Linked DNA regions of Homo sapiens: region 1 is linked to region 2. The links are chromatin loops, found by intact Hi-C in ENCODE. Cell type or tissue: left ventricle myocardium inferior. All regions are shown on one strand. Links, peaks and the distances in the headings refer to the core of each region. The heading gives the core; the rest is flanking DNA.

Region 1 (8,343 bases), core at 224-8,223, 380 kb after region 2:
AAACTCCTGGGTTGAAGTGAACCTTCTGCCTCAACCTCTCAAGTAGCTGGAATGACAGGTGCATGCCAACATATCTGACTAATTTATTTTTTATTTATTTTTAAATCTTTTCTCCCCAATTTCTAGGTACAAGCCACTATTTTTTTTTTTTTTTGGAGATGGAGTCTCACTGTCACCCAGGTTGGAGTTCAATGGTGCTCACTGCAACCTCCATCTCCCAGGTTCAAGCAATTCTCATGTCTCAGCTTCCTGAGTAGCCAGGATTACAGGCGCCTGCCACCACACCCAGCTAATTCTTATATTTTTAGTAAAGACGGGGTTTCACCATGTTGGCCAGGTTGGTCTTGAACTCCTGACCTCAAGCAATACACCCGCCTCAGCCTCCCAAAGTGCTAGGATTATAGGCTTGAGCTACTGTGCCCGGTGACTGTTTTTATTTTTAGTAGAGATAGGGTCTTGCTATCTTGACCAGGCTGGTTTTGAACTCCTGGCCTCAAGCAATCCTCCCACCTTGGCTTCCAAAAGTCCTGGCATTACAGGCGTGAGCCACCATGCCCAGCTTCATTAATCAAATAACAGCCAAGAAAAGAAACTGATAATAAACCACCAATTCATCTCTGACTACATACCTTCACAATTATCTGGTCTATGCAGGAAAAGATAACCTGATATAAAAAGCTTAGGTGCCTGGTTAATTTTTGAAAAATTACTTTCAAGTATACCAATTCAAATTATTTGCTCCTGGGCTTCCTATGTGGTTTCAAAATGTCTTATATTGAGTTTTAAGATACTTCTTTCAAAGCAACATCACCTCTTGCTTCTTATATTATGAACATTGATGTAAGCTTTAAATCTGCCACAACACTCAAAGTTAGTCATAAATTATGTAGAAACAACTGTATTTCTTCAAATAGACTACTAGTCTCGGCATAAATCATTGTTTTTCTGTCATAAGTGTAACAATAAATGAGAAAGGATATAAATACCATAAATTAAATAAGATGAGTTGATATTCAAATATCCAGTTAGTAATGAAAACAATACAATACTGAGAGAAAAAGCTTGTCTTGAGTTCTTGCATGAGGGACTACTCTGTTTCCTATACACATCACATTTTTCATATCTCTAGATATGAAATGCCTTATGGAAATAATTTGCATAAGATCAATTCTACGTATATCAAATGCTGGGAGGCATCACCATATTCTAAGAAAAAAGAAGACTCAATTACCCATCCATTTCAGCAAGAAGTTGATTTATGGTCTGCCTTGAATATGGATGCATTGGAGATTCAATTCTCTTCCCACCAACAGAATCTAATTCATCAATAAATATAACACAAGGAGCATTCGCCTTTGCTTCCCCTAAGAAAACAAAAAACATTCAAATAAGCTGAAAGAAAGTCAACACTTTTGAACAAAACGAGATAAATATTAAAATCCTATACAACTGTCAAAAGCCAACAAAAAATATTCACTGAAAGAAAAGGACGTCATTTTTTACTGACTTAAAAATAGTATCTTCAGGGGGGAAAAAACTATACCAAAGAAATGATATAAAACAAAACAGTTGGGCATTCATTCATTCTTTCCAGCTATACAAATATATACAATCAGGTTTGAAGCTAATTACTCCTTAATTCCATACTACAAAATTGATGAATAAAATGAAAAAACACTAAGAGATTTTTGGTAGCCTCCAACTTCATCTTGCACTTCCACTAGCTCTTCCGATAATTCATATAGTAAGTTACCCAAACCAAGGTCCCACAATGGCTATTTTAACTATCAATCAAAACTAATTAGCATGCAAAGCTGGAGGCCCCAAAAAATAGAAATTAAAAAAAGGAAGAAAAAAAGTAATTAGCAAAGAAAGGGTAAGATACACACTTCCCTTAACAAAATTTAGCACTGCATCAAAGATACACCAAAACGTACTAAAAAGATTTCTGATACGGCTGGCTCCCACACCCACAAACATCTCATCAAATTCGGATCCAGAAGCATAATAAAAAGGAACATCAGCTTCTCCCGCCACAGCTCGGGCAAGAAGTGTCTTTCCAGTCCCTGGGGGTCCAACTAAAAGAATTCCTAAAAGAAAATGAAAACGAGAATGATTCAAAGTATTTTTAAAAAATCCCTCGATATGAACCTATAAAATAAATAATTATTCATTTATATAATTTTCAGGCTGAGGTCACACCAATAACCAATATTTTGAAACACAGCAAACCGTACTTGTCTCTGCTAATGGTTCACTTCAGAATCTTGTCCAAAATTAATGTTCCTGTATTATATAAATATTGTTTCCATATCAACAAGAGACATGACAGGGAGAATCTTGAGGCAAAAAAATATAAACCCATTTATCACTAAATAAGATAAAATTCATGTAAAAATAGATTAAAAGACTAAACAACCAAATGTAATTAGTGAATCCTGATTTGATGCTTTTTCATAAAGAACAAAAAATTCTAGAGACATCTGGTGAAAACATTTAAACAAGACTGAGAGTACATGATATTAAGGAAATAGGCATAATTTCCTTTGGTGGGATAAGGTTATTATGTTTATTTAGGACACTGTCCTTATTCTTAGGTGATGTACAAGAAAGTCTTTAGATGTCAAGTAGTTGACGTTTATAGTTTTCTTTCAAATGTTCAGGGGGAAAAATACACACATAACACAGAAAGCAAATATGACAGAATGTTAACAATTGTTGAGTCTAAGTGGATAGGATATGGATGTTAATTGTACTGTTCTTTCAAGGTTTTCCATGTTTGCAAATTTTCATAACACCAAAGATTTTCACGTTAGAAAAACAGAATTACCTGATTTATATGTTTTTATAAATATACATATTACATTTAAAAAGCAACAAAACTTCTTTACATACATGTTTGCTGCATTTTAACATAAAAAAAATTTTAAAGAAAGCTCAAGCTCAAAAATAGCTTTAAGACTATCCTAGTATTGTCATGTTTTAGTTATACTTAACTGGTTTAAATCATATTAATTTCTGTGGATTACATCTTGGTATCTGAAGATTTTTCTACAAATTTATACTACTCAAATTTTCTACAAATTTAAAATACTCCTTGTGATTAGAAAGAGGAAGAGTGTAACTATTAATACTTCTATGGTTTTAAACATTCACTCTGTGATGTTTAAATAAATGTAAAGGTGGTATGTGGAATGTCTCCTGATATGGGCTTTTCCAGTGTTTTCTCATGATTGTATTGAGATTGTGCTCTTTTTTAATTCCTTTTTGCGTGGACACCACATAAGCCATCACTTGGGTCCTTTCTAGAGCATCAGGAAGTACATGATGTTGATAAGGCTTTTGCCAGTGATATTAGCTAAAGTTATCATTATTAAGCACTGATTTAATAAATGTACCCTAAATTAGCAAAGGTTACTGCAAATAATTTCATACACTGCTGTATTTTCAGTGGAGATAGTTGGCAGCATAAAAACAAGCATTAAAAAGGAGTGTCATCCTTTAACTCAGCAATTCCATTTCTAGAAATTTATTCTAAAGAAATAATTAAGCATGCAGGCAAAGCCTTGAATTAAGATGAAACACAGCACTATTCTTAATAGCAAAAAAACTGGAAACCATATAAAAATTCAATATAAATGGTTAAATTGTGATACAACCATAAATTAGAAGGATACTGTGAAGTCATTAAAAGTCATGTTAACCATGAGAAAACATCAGACAAAGCTAAACTGAGAACATTCTATAAATAATTAGGCAAGTACTCTTTGCAACTGTAAAAATCATGAAAGATCCTCTTCTCTCCACTCCCTCACAAAAGGCTAAGGAATTGTTTCATTGTTTCATTTGAAAAAAAAAAAAAAAAAAACAATAAAAGCCTAAATGTTACCTGTGATCCTGGATTAGGTCCTGAACTGGGGAAGTGGGTAGGGATCAGGGCAACACTACAAAGGATACTATTGGAGCAAATGCTGAAATTTGAATATAGACTCTAAATTTGATAATGGTTTTGTATGTATGTTAAATGTCCTATTTTTTTTTTTTTTTTGAGACAGAATCTTGCTTTGTCACCCAGACTGGAGTGCAGTGGGAACAATCTCGGCTCACTGCAACCTCTGCCTCCTAGGTTCAAACGATTCTCCTGCCTCAGCCTCCTGAGTAGCTGGGATTACAGGCGCCTGCCACCAAGCCCAGCTAATTTCTTTTTTTAGTAGAGACAGGGTTTCACCATGTTGGCCAGGCTGGTTGGAACTCCAATGGCCCCTGGTTCAAGACCAGACTGGTCTCGAACTCCTGATCTCAAGTAATCCACCCGCCTCCACCTCCTAAACTGCTGGGATTAAAGGCGTGAGCCACCACACCCAGTAATGTCCTAATTTTAATATTATTCTGGAGTTACATAGAAGAATATCCTTATTCTTAGGAAATACACACTTGGGGTGATTGTTTACAATTTACTCTCAAATAGTTAAAAATTTATTTATTTACAAATAATTTTTATATTTATATATACATAAAGAGACAAAGTGAATGATTTTTAAAATGGAGTTAGGTTGAGTGCGCTGGCTCATGCCTGCAGTCCTAGTACTTTAGGAGGCCAAAGTGAGTGGATCGCTTGAGCCCAGGAGTTCAAGAGCAGCCTGGGCAACATGGAGTAACCTCATCTCTACAAAAAATACAAAAATTAGCCGGCATGGTGGTGTGTACCTGTGGTCTCAGCTACTTGGGAGGGCCGCCTGAACTCGGGAGGTTGTGGCTACAGCGAGCCATGATTGCATCACTGCACTCAAGCCTGGGTCTAAAAAGGAAACTAAATATTAAAAATTTGTGAGTCTAGGTAAAGGGTATGAGGAGCATTCTATGTACTATTCTTGTAACTTTAAATTTGAAAGTATATAAAAACTTGCAGTTACCAAAAAAAAAAGGCTATGGAATTGTATGTTCAGAATGAACATCTATTTTGTAAAATAGCAATTAAGACTTAAACTTTAATCAGTTAAAATTAAATAAGTAATATAGGTTTTTTTTGTTTGTTTCTTTGTTTTTGTTTTTTCCATCAAATCATGATAAAGAAAAGATATCTTACCTTTTGGAAGTTTACCTCCAAGAATAGTAAATTTTTGTGGATTTTTCAAGAATTCAACAACTTCCTGTAATTCTTGTTTAGCTTCCTCCACCTAAAGTGACACAATTTTCCAAATAACTTTAGATAATGGACACGTTTGGTTAGATTATCAAGGCTTCCCTTTTGAAAATCATAAATTTAATTTGGATATGGAATTAACCTGACCTTCTCTGTTTCAGTAAAAAAAGCATACAAAAATGGCCCCTTATAAAACAAAGGGTTTTCCCCTGACCATTATTTCCCATTATGCAAAGTCTCCTTACTATCCCCAAAAAAATCATTCTGAACTTTCATTTTCTCAGTGAGAAAACAAAAGTCAAGTACATTGGACAGGGTTAAAAAGAAAGTACCTAGAGAGGAGCATTCTAAAACATGAAACATAGCTTCACGCCAAAGGGCATTCTGAAAATGTCCAATTAATGTCAAGATTCGCTTATTATTTCAAGAAAAATTCCCAGGCATATTTCCAGGAAATATTACACTTATTAAAGAACAAAGTTATGTTTTTTTGTTAGACTTGAAATGATCTTTGAAAGTTATTCTGATTAAATAATTAAAAATGTAATAATGTTTTAATCAAGTTAATGGTTAAAAACATAGCATTTTCTTTTCAGAGTATTTAAAAAAATACAAAACAAAGCTTTGTCCATTCCTAGGTCCAGGAGAAGCGTGTACATATGTTCACCAAGAGACTTGTATAAAAATAGTCACACCAGCTGTATTTGAACCAAAAACTAGAAATAAATGTCCACCCTAAAGTAGTGTAATTGCACCGTGTTGTAGTATTCTTATAATGGGATACTATGCAATAAAGGATAAATAAACCTCAACTCCAAGTAACATAGATGGATCTCACAAACATGTTGAATAAAAGAAGCCTCATACAAAAGAGGATATTCTATATGGATTACATTTATCTAAAATTCAAAAATAGGGAAAATTCATGTATGGTATTAGACAGGAAATTGTCCCTAGGTTAGTAACCAGAAGGAGGCATCAAGGAGGTTCTGGGCTTCTGCTAAGGTTCTATTTCTTGAGCTGGGTACTTATAACACAGACAGTTTGTGAAAATTTATGGATTTGTGCACTGTTGTGTGAATTTGTTAAACTTCAATGAAATTTATGGTTAAAAAAAGACTTGGCTGGTTTATTAAAAGAGAACTTGAAAGATAATATCCATGTACTAAAAGAAGACTAAAATATATTTGGTCAAAATAATAGATATAATTCCAATTTTAAGCTGTAGGAATAAAGAAGAGATTAAACATAATTTAATACTCAAATAAACTATATTCTCTCTCCAAATTCTGTGGCAAGAGAATCCCCACTTGAGGAACATAAGATCTATCAAGGAAAATAGTTAATGGGATCAAGGTAATGAATCAAGTTATTAAATGCCCTTATTAATATTTTTAAGGCTATATATATAAGTGTGCCCATATATTCAGAAATTCTAGGCAAGGAAATGACATTCCTATACAAGCTCTTTGAGATTTGGTAAACATTTGTCACAGGAACTACCTAATGGCAAACCTGTTCTGGTAAATGCTACTGAATTACTTTGCTCTATATAAATTTAGGTCTTACAGCAATTATAAAATTGATTCATTTTAGCATGGAAAACTTGGTAAGGATCTACCTTAATTGTGATGTCTACTTTCACTATGCTTAGTTATCAGCATGGCTTTAGTTTAGTACTCAGAAATCCCCACATTCCAGGACAGGCGTGGTGGCTCATGCCTGTTACCCCCAGCACTTTGTGAGGCTGAGATGGGAGGACTGCCTGAGCTCAGGAGTTTGAGACCAGCCTGGACAACAAAGTGAAACTCTGTCTCTACACCGCTCCCCCACCCCCCAAAAAAAAGAAGAAGAAAAAGAAAGATAAATCAGCTGGGCTTGGTGGCTGATGCCTATAATCCCAGCACTTTGGGAGGCAAAGATGGGTGGATCACTTGAGCTCAGGAGATCAAGACCAGCCTGGGCAACGCAGCTAAATCCCGACTCTACAAAAAAAAACTACAAAAATTAGCCAGGCATAGGGGCACACGCCTGTAGTCCTAGCTACCTGAGAGGCTGAGGCGGGAGGATGGCTGGAGCCCAGGAGGAGGAGGTTGTTGTGAGCTAAGATCACACTACTGCACTTCAGTCTGGGTGATAGAGCCAGACCCTGTCTAGAAAGAATAATAAAATTAAATTAAAAAATTAGCCAAGTGTGGTGGTGCATGCCTGTGGTCTCAGCTACAAGGGAGGTTAAGGCAGGAGTATCACTTGAGCCCAGAAGGTCAAAGCTGCAGTGAGCCATGATCATGCCACTGCACTCCAGCCTGGGCAAGAGAGCAAGACCCTGTCTCAAAAAAAAAAAAAAAAAAAAAAAAAAAACTCTCATTCCAAAAGAAGTGTGATATATTCAGTAAGTATGTAAGTACATTACAGACAGAGAATAACAATGCTGTGTCTGACCTCAGCCTTAATACAGGCTCAATTTAGAAAAGGCATGCAGACCTCAAACACAATGAGAAGGGCCCTCCACGCTGATGACTGAAGTTTTCAAATAATCACTGCACCAACCTCTTCCTCAATTGTTCCCTTTATACAATTCCAACAGGGTTCATAGCCATTTAAACTGGAAAGGAAAGGAAAGAACTACTTGGTTGTAAAACTATCATAATGATTCCCAATGCCTTATTCCCCAATAGTCAAGGCTGAAAAAACATGGTTATGTATAAACAGAGACACGAATAAGTAAAGAAGAAAAGCAGAAATAATAACATAACCAATCTCTTCAGAGTTGGAAGAGTCCTCAGATCACGTACTTCAAATCCCTCCTGCGGAAGAATTTCTTCTAAAACACTCCTGAAAGATAATTACCCAGCCACTACAGTTCTGAGAAATCAAATGTAATAGAGCAGATATAATGGCAAAGCACAGAGAAGAGCACAGTGTGGTACTAAAGTTGCAGAATTCACATTTGGAAAAGATAAAATAAAAAAAAAAAATCAGTAGAAAAACCACTCATTTTGACTTAATATAAATTCATGATCCAAAATTTCAAGTGAGCACAACAGTTTTATTTCCTGTTTCCATTCATTCTCCTATTGCTACACAATTTACTTCCTCCATTAACCACTCATTCCTCCTCTCCCAGCCATATTCTCTCTGCTGGTGACCTTGATTCTATCAATTTCCACAACCCCCCACCTAACAGTTTACCAACATTC
Region 2 (8,343 bases), core at 191-8,190:
GGAACAGGATCTAGGCAACTGTATTTATACCTCCCCAGGCCAGGCGCGGTGGCTCACACCTGTAATCCCAGCACTTGGGGAGGCTGAGGTGGACAGATCACCTGAGGTCAGGAGTTTGAGACCAGCCTGGCCAATATGGCAAAACCCTGTCTCTACTAACAGTACAAAATTAGCCGGGTGTGGTGGCGCACACCTGTAGTCCCAGCTACTCAGGAGGCTGAGGCAGAGAATTGCTTGAACCCGGGAGGCAGAGGTTGTGGTGAGCCGAGGTCGTGCCACTGCACCACTCCAGCCTGTGTGATGGAGCAAGACTCCATCACAGGAGGGGGGGAAAAACAACAAAAAAACAAAAAACACTCCCCAGCTGATCCCAGTATGCAGTCAATGTCATGCACCGCTGCTCAGATCCACTCTACACACTGCTTAAGGCAGAGCTCTGCACATAATGCCCTCTGCTCAGAAACCTCAGTAGCTTTCAGTTGGTAATCAATTTAGAACTTAGAGTAGAATGCCTAATTCCCATCCTCATCCTAGGCCAGTGACTCTCAAAATGTTGGCAGAGACCAGAGATACTGGTGTCACCTGTTAGATGGTGGCATCTGTTAGAAATGCATGCCAAGGCTCCATCCCTACTCAATCAGAAACTGGGGGAGAGGCCCCACAAGCAGTACAGGTGATCCTGATACGATTTAAAGTTTAACAACCATGTTGTTTTTTATTTTTTATTTGAGACGGAGTTTCACTCGTTGTCCAAGGTAGAGTGCAATGGCGCAATCTCGGCTCACTGCAACCTCCACCTCCCCAGGTTCAAGCAATTCTCTTGCCTCAGCCTCCCGAGTAGCTGGGATTACAGGCGTGCACCATCATGCCCGGCTAATTTTTTGTATTTTTAGTAGAAACGGAGTTTCACCATGTTGGCCAGGCTAGTCTCAAACTCCTGACCTCAGGTGATCCGCCCACCTCGGCCTCCCAGAGTGCTGGGATTACAGGCGTGTGCCACCACGCCTGGCCAGAACCATGTTGTTTTAAAGATGTACTTTATTCCTCCTGCCTCTCTTAACTCAGTGTTGGACTAGGATAAAACATCAGAATAAACAAGGACTAATGTCTTCTCCTCCCATACACCACCACAGTGCCTAGGCATAGACGGTGGATGTCTCTTAGCTCAGCTTTTGTTGCCACAGTTTACTGCTCCCCCACATCATCTAGACACTTAGTTTCATTTTTGTTGTTTCTTGTTATTTCCTATTGTTACAAACTAGTGTTAGAACACTTGTTTCTCCCAAGAGAAATAAATAGATTTTCTCAGATTTTCTCTCTTTTTTTGTTAGTTCCCAGAAATGAATGCTATGATCATGCGACGGTTCAGTTTGCCTGGAGATGTAGACAGAGCTCGACAGTATGTACTACAGGTAAGACTGTTTTTTTAAAAAAAAGGCAGCAGCAGGAACAACGTGGCAAAATCCTTTAATCCAAAAATGTAACATTAACTAAACATTAAATTATAGATACAAGACTGTTTGGTCAACTCTTGATGTGACAAAAACTGAGAAGGGAAAACTCATTTTTCTGATTTTTTATTTTCATTTCTCTTCTAGACTACTTACGAAATGTTTTGTTTTAACTGGTCTTAGGTAAGGCACAGACATTAATATCTTTTAAAAGGTACCTAAGTGATTGTGGTGAACTGTTAGTGTTGAAACCCAGTGGTGTGGAACCAGCCTTCCCTGTGTCCATCAACAGAATCACTGGGCCCCCAGTCACCCAGCCTCGGCTCCAGCCTCATCCATGTCCCCATCCATGACCCCATCCGGGCTGCTGCTGGACTGCTGCAATAGTCTACTCATAATTGGGCTTTCCTAGTCCATCCTACCTGTTATAAAAGTGTGACTAAAGAAATGATCATTGAAAACAATAAACCAACACAGGCAAACTATACATTTATATAAATGTTTTTCTTTTAAAGGGAGAACCATTTAACCCCATTCAGGGGCTAGTGGCTTGCTTTAAATATATTGCCACGTATCTTCAGAACTTTTCTGTGGAAGCCAGATCTCTCTGCATGACTTGAGTTTTGGTGACTGACTCCTGTGAGAATGAGCCATTTCCAAGTTCACTGTCATTTGCAGCCAACAGATCTACTGGATGAGTCGGAGTGAGCAAAAAATCATTACAAAGCAAGTGTGGCATGAGATCTGTACTTAGTGTAGTACCTGAAAGACTTCCAAATAATTACCTTCCAGATTCTTAAAAAATTTAAAAAGCAACCCCAACCCCTAAAAGGTTATTTTTCTCTCTTAACTGACTATACTGTTAAGCCCCATTATTCACTACGGGTTACTGCCTTTTTTGGAGAATGGTTTAAACGTACTATTAAAAACTATGGCAGGGAGCTGGAGCTGATAAAGAAGTCAATATTCCCTGGGAGAGGTTCTGGCTTCAGAAATAATGGTATTATTGAAAGCTAGAGTGGGAAGTGGAACTGAAAAGAGGGAAGTTAATAGTAGCACCTATGGAAAATAGCAAAGTTCCAGCAATCCTAGCCAGAAACACATTTAGAGGAAACAAAAATCCACGGGAATGTTCTCTGAACAAATTCTCCAAAATTCTAGCTCCCTGTTCACCCACAGAGCTTCTAGGCCTATTCCCTCATTAAATATGAATAGACAACTCAGGGTTACAAATAAGTTGACTAAAGCTTGCTGAACAAAAGAGTGGGACCAAAATAACAGGGGGAAAAAAAAACAGGAAAAACGTAAATAGGAGGATCCAAAAAGATACCACATTCACAAAACAGTACAGGATCATACTTTTTAAATGAGTAAGAGCAAGTTCTAAGAAACTGAAAATGACTGAAGAACAAACTCCAAAGAAGGGCTGCAATGTGAAATTGTGGAAATCCTCCCAAGTGTAAAACAGAAAGGGGGAAATAGTGAAAAATAACAAGAGCTACAAGGACCAGTACCATCATGTAACAAGTATTTCAGGAAGAAAATAAACAAAAAAGTGGTCACTTATGCTAGAAAATGGTGTCAAAACTGGCTCAATGAATAGCAAAGATACTGGATACTAGAAGGCAGTGGAGGAAGGTCTTCCAAGTGAGGATGAAACATTTTAAACCTAGGATCCATTAAATCCGAAGGCAAAAGAAAGTCACCACACATCAGGACTAAAATGTTGACTTCCCATAAACACTATTTTATTTTATTTTTATTTTATTATTTTATTTTATTGTATTTTTCTTAGACTGAGTCTTGCTCTGTTGCCAGGCTCAAGTTGCAGTGGCACAATCTTGGCTCACTGCAACCTCCGCCTCCCGGGTTCAAGTGATTCTCCTGCCTCAGCCTCCCGAGTAGCTGGGACTACAGGCACCCGCCACCACGCCCGGCTGATTTTTGTATTTTTAGTGGAGACGGGGTTTCACCATGTTGGCCATTATGGTCTCGATCTTGACGTCGTGATCCGCCCGCCTCGGCCTCCCAAAGTGCTGGGAATACAGGCGTGAGCCACCGCGCTCAGTCCCCATGAACACTTTCTGGGTAGGTTATTTGCAGATGTACTTCAGGAAAACGTGTGGAAAACACTGAGAGAAGGCAGGCTTCTGTACAAAAAGGAACAGCAAACTAAAATATGTCATGTTTTGAGCAACTGGTATAGAAAATCAGATGTATTTCAACCACAATGTTAGGAATATTCCATTTCTAAATGTCAGAGGGGTCCGGGCGCAGTGGCTCACACCTGTAATCGCAGCATTTTGGGAGGCCAAGGTGGGTGGATCACTTGAGGTCAGGAGTTTGAGACCAGCCTGGCCAACATGGTGAAACCCCGTCTCTACTAAAAATACAAACATTAGCCAGGCGTGGTAGTGCACGCCTATAATCCTAGCTACTTAGGAGGCTGAGGCACGAGAATCCCTTGAGCCTGGGAGGCAGAGGTTGCAGTGAGCCAAGATCACGCCACTGCATTCCAGCCTGGGCGACAGAGCAAGATTCCATCTCAAAAAAAATTTAAAAAAAATAAATAAATGTCAGAGGGATCATGAGCCATGGAGAAGGAAATAGAATTATAGTATATGACTTGATTCTGCAATAAATATTTTTACATCATAGAAATGATACTTTATTAGTATTTGGCTTTTAGAAAGAACCAATATTTTAAAACATGGTTATAGAATAGGATGTAAATATCTATAGTCTAACAAACAGTATAGTTAAAGGAAAGGACAAGAGCTCATAGAAGATAAAATCTGAAGTTGATGCTACCTAACAGAAGTAATCAACAAAACAACTAAAGACAGCAGTGTGATGATGAGGCGGCACATTGTGGGTGGGCTAAACCCTCATCTTAACAAAAAGGTAACAGGTAATAACTAAAATTGGTAATCAAGAAATAAAAACTAGGCTGGGCACGGTGGCTCACACCTGTAATCCCAGCACTTTGGGAGGCCAAGGCAGGCAGATCACTTGAGGCCAGGAGTTCGAGACCAGCCTGGCCAACATGACAAAACCCCATCTCTACTAAAAATACAAAAATTAGCCGGGCATGGTGGCACGCGCCTGTAGTCCCAGCTACTTGGGAGGCTGAGGCAGGACAATCGCTTGAGCCCGGGAGGTGAAGGTTGCAGTGAGCCAAGATCATGTCATGCACTCTAGCTTGGGTGACAGAGTGAGACCCTGTCTCAAAAAAAAAGAAAAAAGAAAAAAAAAACTATTGGATAAAGTGAGTGCCTTTGGAAGAAAGGAAGCTGATTTTCATCATAAACCCTCTGTACTTTCATTTTGTTATGTCTTTATTCTTTATTTTTTAAGTAAGTTTTACTTGTGTTTTTTTTACATTTAAAAATGTTGTATAAAGATACTTTGTACATAGAACTTCTGAGAAATTCTAATAAGTAAAAATTAGGGGAAAACGAATGACTATGTAATATTGATGAGCTAGTTGCTTTGCATGCTAATAGAATAAAAATTTGCTTCAATATGAGAAAAAGGCCTAAAGGAAGTTAGCACTATGAGTCGGGAAAAGAACATTAGAGATGTAGTTTGACTGTTAACTGTAATCCTCAGCTCATCTGATCTCAAAACTATGTGTTCATTTATTATAGCAGGAAGTTAAAACGCTGATTCAGTCAGTGACAGGCATCTGTTCTGTTTTGTTCTGTATCTTATAGAGTGATGGTGTGCAACAAACAACCTACCTCGCCCAGCAGTACTGCCATGAAGCAATAAGAGAGATCAGTAAACTTCGACCATCCCCAGAAAGAGATGCCCTCATTCAGCTTTCAGAAATTGTACTCACAAGAGATAAATGACAACTCTTTCTGTTCTTTCTGGCAGCTATCTTACCAGACTGTGCCTAAAGAATTTTGTGGAATACACTTTGTTTGCTTCATGTGCAGATAACCAAAAATCATTTTAAAAGATATCAAACTTATTGATGGGCAATTTATTTTTTTTTATTGCAAAAGTTTTTTCAGAAAACTTTTTAAATGTAATTAATAAACCACCTGAATCTGTCATTCTAGTCCTATAAATTATAATCAAGGTATCTTGATGGTTATATGTGGTATTGTTTACACTGTTAATATCCACATGTAAGGCCATTACACAAATAAATAACCAATGTTAAAATTCAAATGGTTTGTCTTGATTTACCGTAGGAGTAAAGGTCAGAAAAATGTGAAGTCTGCATTGAAGTCCACATGAGTTATATTTTAACAGTATCCAAAATTTCATATAGGAGAATGGTTTATTATAAAAGACTGTACATAAAATTTAGACAACAGGTTATATACAAATTAAGAGAACAATCCACTTGAAAAATGGAAAGTAGAAGGTAGCTAGCTGATCACTAATGATACTTTGTTTGTTTAAAATTAACAAAGGCAAAATGCATATGAAATAGTCACATTGATTTGGTAGCAATAATGGTCTTTAATTTTCAGAAATAACTGTTTTGCACTAGTCTTACCATTCACTATGCTGTTATAAGTCTGTAGCATCCAGTACATAACTGTAATTTGAATTCCAAACAAATCCTCAATAACACAGAAACCCACACTTGAGTGCTCTACTTTAATATCCTAAGCAATAGAGAATTATACACAAGACAAGAAGAGAAAACATCCCTCAGCCCTCCCTTCAATTAAGAGGAGACACACAAAGTGCATGTGTTGCATTTTGATTATGTCAAAAGACAATCCAAGTCTGTTGGTTAGGTAAATCTCTGTTCACTGATTAATACATGACCCACCTTCTTTCCCAATTATTTTATTTTAAAATTCTAATGTTGCTAGTGCCAGGTAATGGATTAAAGAGTGCCTACTCACAAATCAACTGTATCCACTTTTACAATATGTAAAAGGTACTTTTAACTTCCTTTCATTGAACCAGTGTACAACAGTTCACTGTACAACTGAAGGACTGACATGGCAATCCTTAAGAATTTTACCTACAGAATGAATGCACACAATTTGACACATTTTCTTAGTTTCAAAAGATTATTTAAAAAAGGAATTCAGTAGATTGACTTGTAAATAACCATTGCAGATTTTGAATCTGCAAAAATCCGTCACATTGCTGTTGGGACAGATTAAGATAAGGCTAAAATTTTTTTCCAAGTTAACATATTGAGAAAATAGAATCATAATTCTGCAATAAATCATTATCTTTTATTTTTTTTAAAGCAAATCAGTGAAGGAAAGGACAAAAACCTTTGGTTCACTTATGTATTTATGAATGGAAAAAGTTTATAATGCAAATTTCACTCATTAAAAAACTTAGGTACAAATTACAACATTACAGATAATTCTCTTTTTGCTTGTTTCACATGGAGACCTTGGAGACTCAATTCACGTTAAGACACCTAAGTACGAGTCCTCCAGGTAAATATTACACAAATGGGAAGCATCTTGAATTTTTAAGTATATTTCAATACATAAATTTTTATGCATGCTTTAAACAAACAGTATTTTTTTTAAATGAGAGAATCTAACAAAAAAAGTCTGACCAGCACCAGCATTTAAATTTTCTGATTTTAATATTAGTCTGACATAGCGTTAGTAACCATGCTGCACTGAAACATGTAATGGTACAATCTGAATCATGATTCGTTAAATATTATACCCCACTTCCCCCAGAATATTTAGGCTGGTCATAAAGTTAAAAATGTGTAAGTAAGTACATAAGCATAATCAGTTATGGACAGCTTCTTGTATAAATTGCTATTCAGCAATACATAAACTGCCTCAAAGATTTATGCTTACAGGTAGACATTCAATTTACCAATAAAACAGCATGTTCTGAAAATATGGGCACATTTTAAAACATATTAAGACAGTTCTGTTAACCATAATAGTCCCACAGTATGACTGAGTAATAAGAATCTACTTCAAAAGAAAAAAAAAAATTAATCAGTATAGTGCATGATTGATTCAACATAGTTCCCAGGGAACAGACCAGTCACTCGATTGCAGACTCCTTCATACCAGCCATCATCATTCTTCTTTATAACATAAATGATTGCACCCTCCATAAATGACAGCTCATCATCCTTGTCTTTTGTATAATCATATATTGCAACAACTATGGAAAAAACAGTTGAAATATCACATGAGTGCACTATATCCAAAATTTACTTGAATTTTAAGACAAAGACAATTAAATATATAGCACAGCAAAACTATTTTTATGAAGATTTCTTAATTTTTGTATCTATCAATATAAGTAGGTCAGTGGCCAACCATGTACTTAAATCATTGGCTTAATCTTAGAGCCAAATGACAATCTGATTAGACTGAATACATCAATAGGTTCTGTCAATCACTTTAAGAAAGCTCTCTGAATTTTAGAATTTATTAGATGTTTCAATTCATTCAAATACCAAGTGCCTATCATATGCAAAGCACCGGCTTTTCAAAATAATTATCAGGCAAAGAAAGCTGCATAGCCATTCAGTAAACCAGGTAACAATCCAAGCTATCTAATTTGAAAAAACACAGTTACTGGAAGGTAAATCACATCCTACTCATTCAAGGACCCATGCTAATTTAAGGGACTGTCCCCAGATTTTTTTTTAAAGAATATTTACTTACTTTAAAGGATTTTAATTAATACTTAGAGAACTTTGCAATTCTGTGGTGTCTGTAATTTTTTCAGTTCAAGATACAGGTTGAGTAACCCTTATCTGAAATGCCTGGGATCAGAACTGCTTTGGATTTGGGATTTTCAGATTTTGGAATTTTACATATGCGTAATGAGACATCTTGGAGATGGGACCCAAGTCTAAACACAAAACTCATTTTTGTTTCACATACACCTTATACACATAGTCTGAAGGTAATTTTAT

Evidence for each region. A loop is a pair of places that touch in the nucleus more often than their neighbours do. Peaks named below come from ENCODE experiments on the same cell type or tissue, not always from the same donor. Only the 100,000 strongest peaks of a DNase experiment are listed, where the experiment ranks them.
Region 1: it touches region 2 in a loop (4-fold over the local background); 3 of 110 quality-filtered maps call a loop at or near these places.

The regions. Positions count from the first base shown.
Region 1 is chr10:27,121,610-27,129,952 of GRCh38, forward strand. It overlaps YME1L1 (YME1 like 1 ATPase), which reads right to left. Exons shown (of 19, transcript NM_014263.4): 9 at 5,087-5,177; 10 at 1,938-2,090; 11 at 1,232-1,364. Among named protein-coding and RNA genes, the nearest start is that of ANKRD26, 25 kb to the left of the region's middle. In left ventricle myocardium inferior, for the core only: no CTCF peak of the experiment used is centred there; no DNase peak of the experiment used is centred there.
Region 2 is chr10:26,741,166-26,749,508 of GRCh38, forward strand. It overlaps PDSS1 (decaprenyl diphosphate synthase subunit 1), which reads left to right. Exons shown (of 12, transcript NM_014317.5): 11 at 1,332-1,412; 12 at 5,168-5,633. The coding sequence ends at 5,308. ABI1 (abl interactor 1) reads right to left here. Exons shown (of 11, transcript NM_001012750.3): 11 at 5,431-7,580. The coding sequence ends at 7,405. Among named protein-coding and RNA genes, the nearest start is that of PDSS1, 48 kb to the left of the region's middle. In left ventricle myocardium inferior, for the core only: no CTCF peak of the experiment used is centred there; no DNase peak of the experiment used is centred there.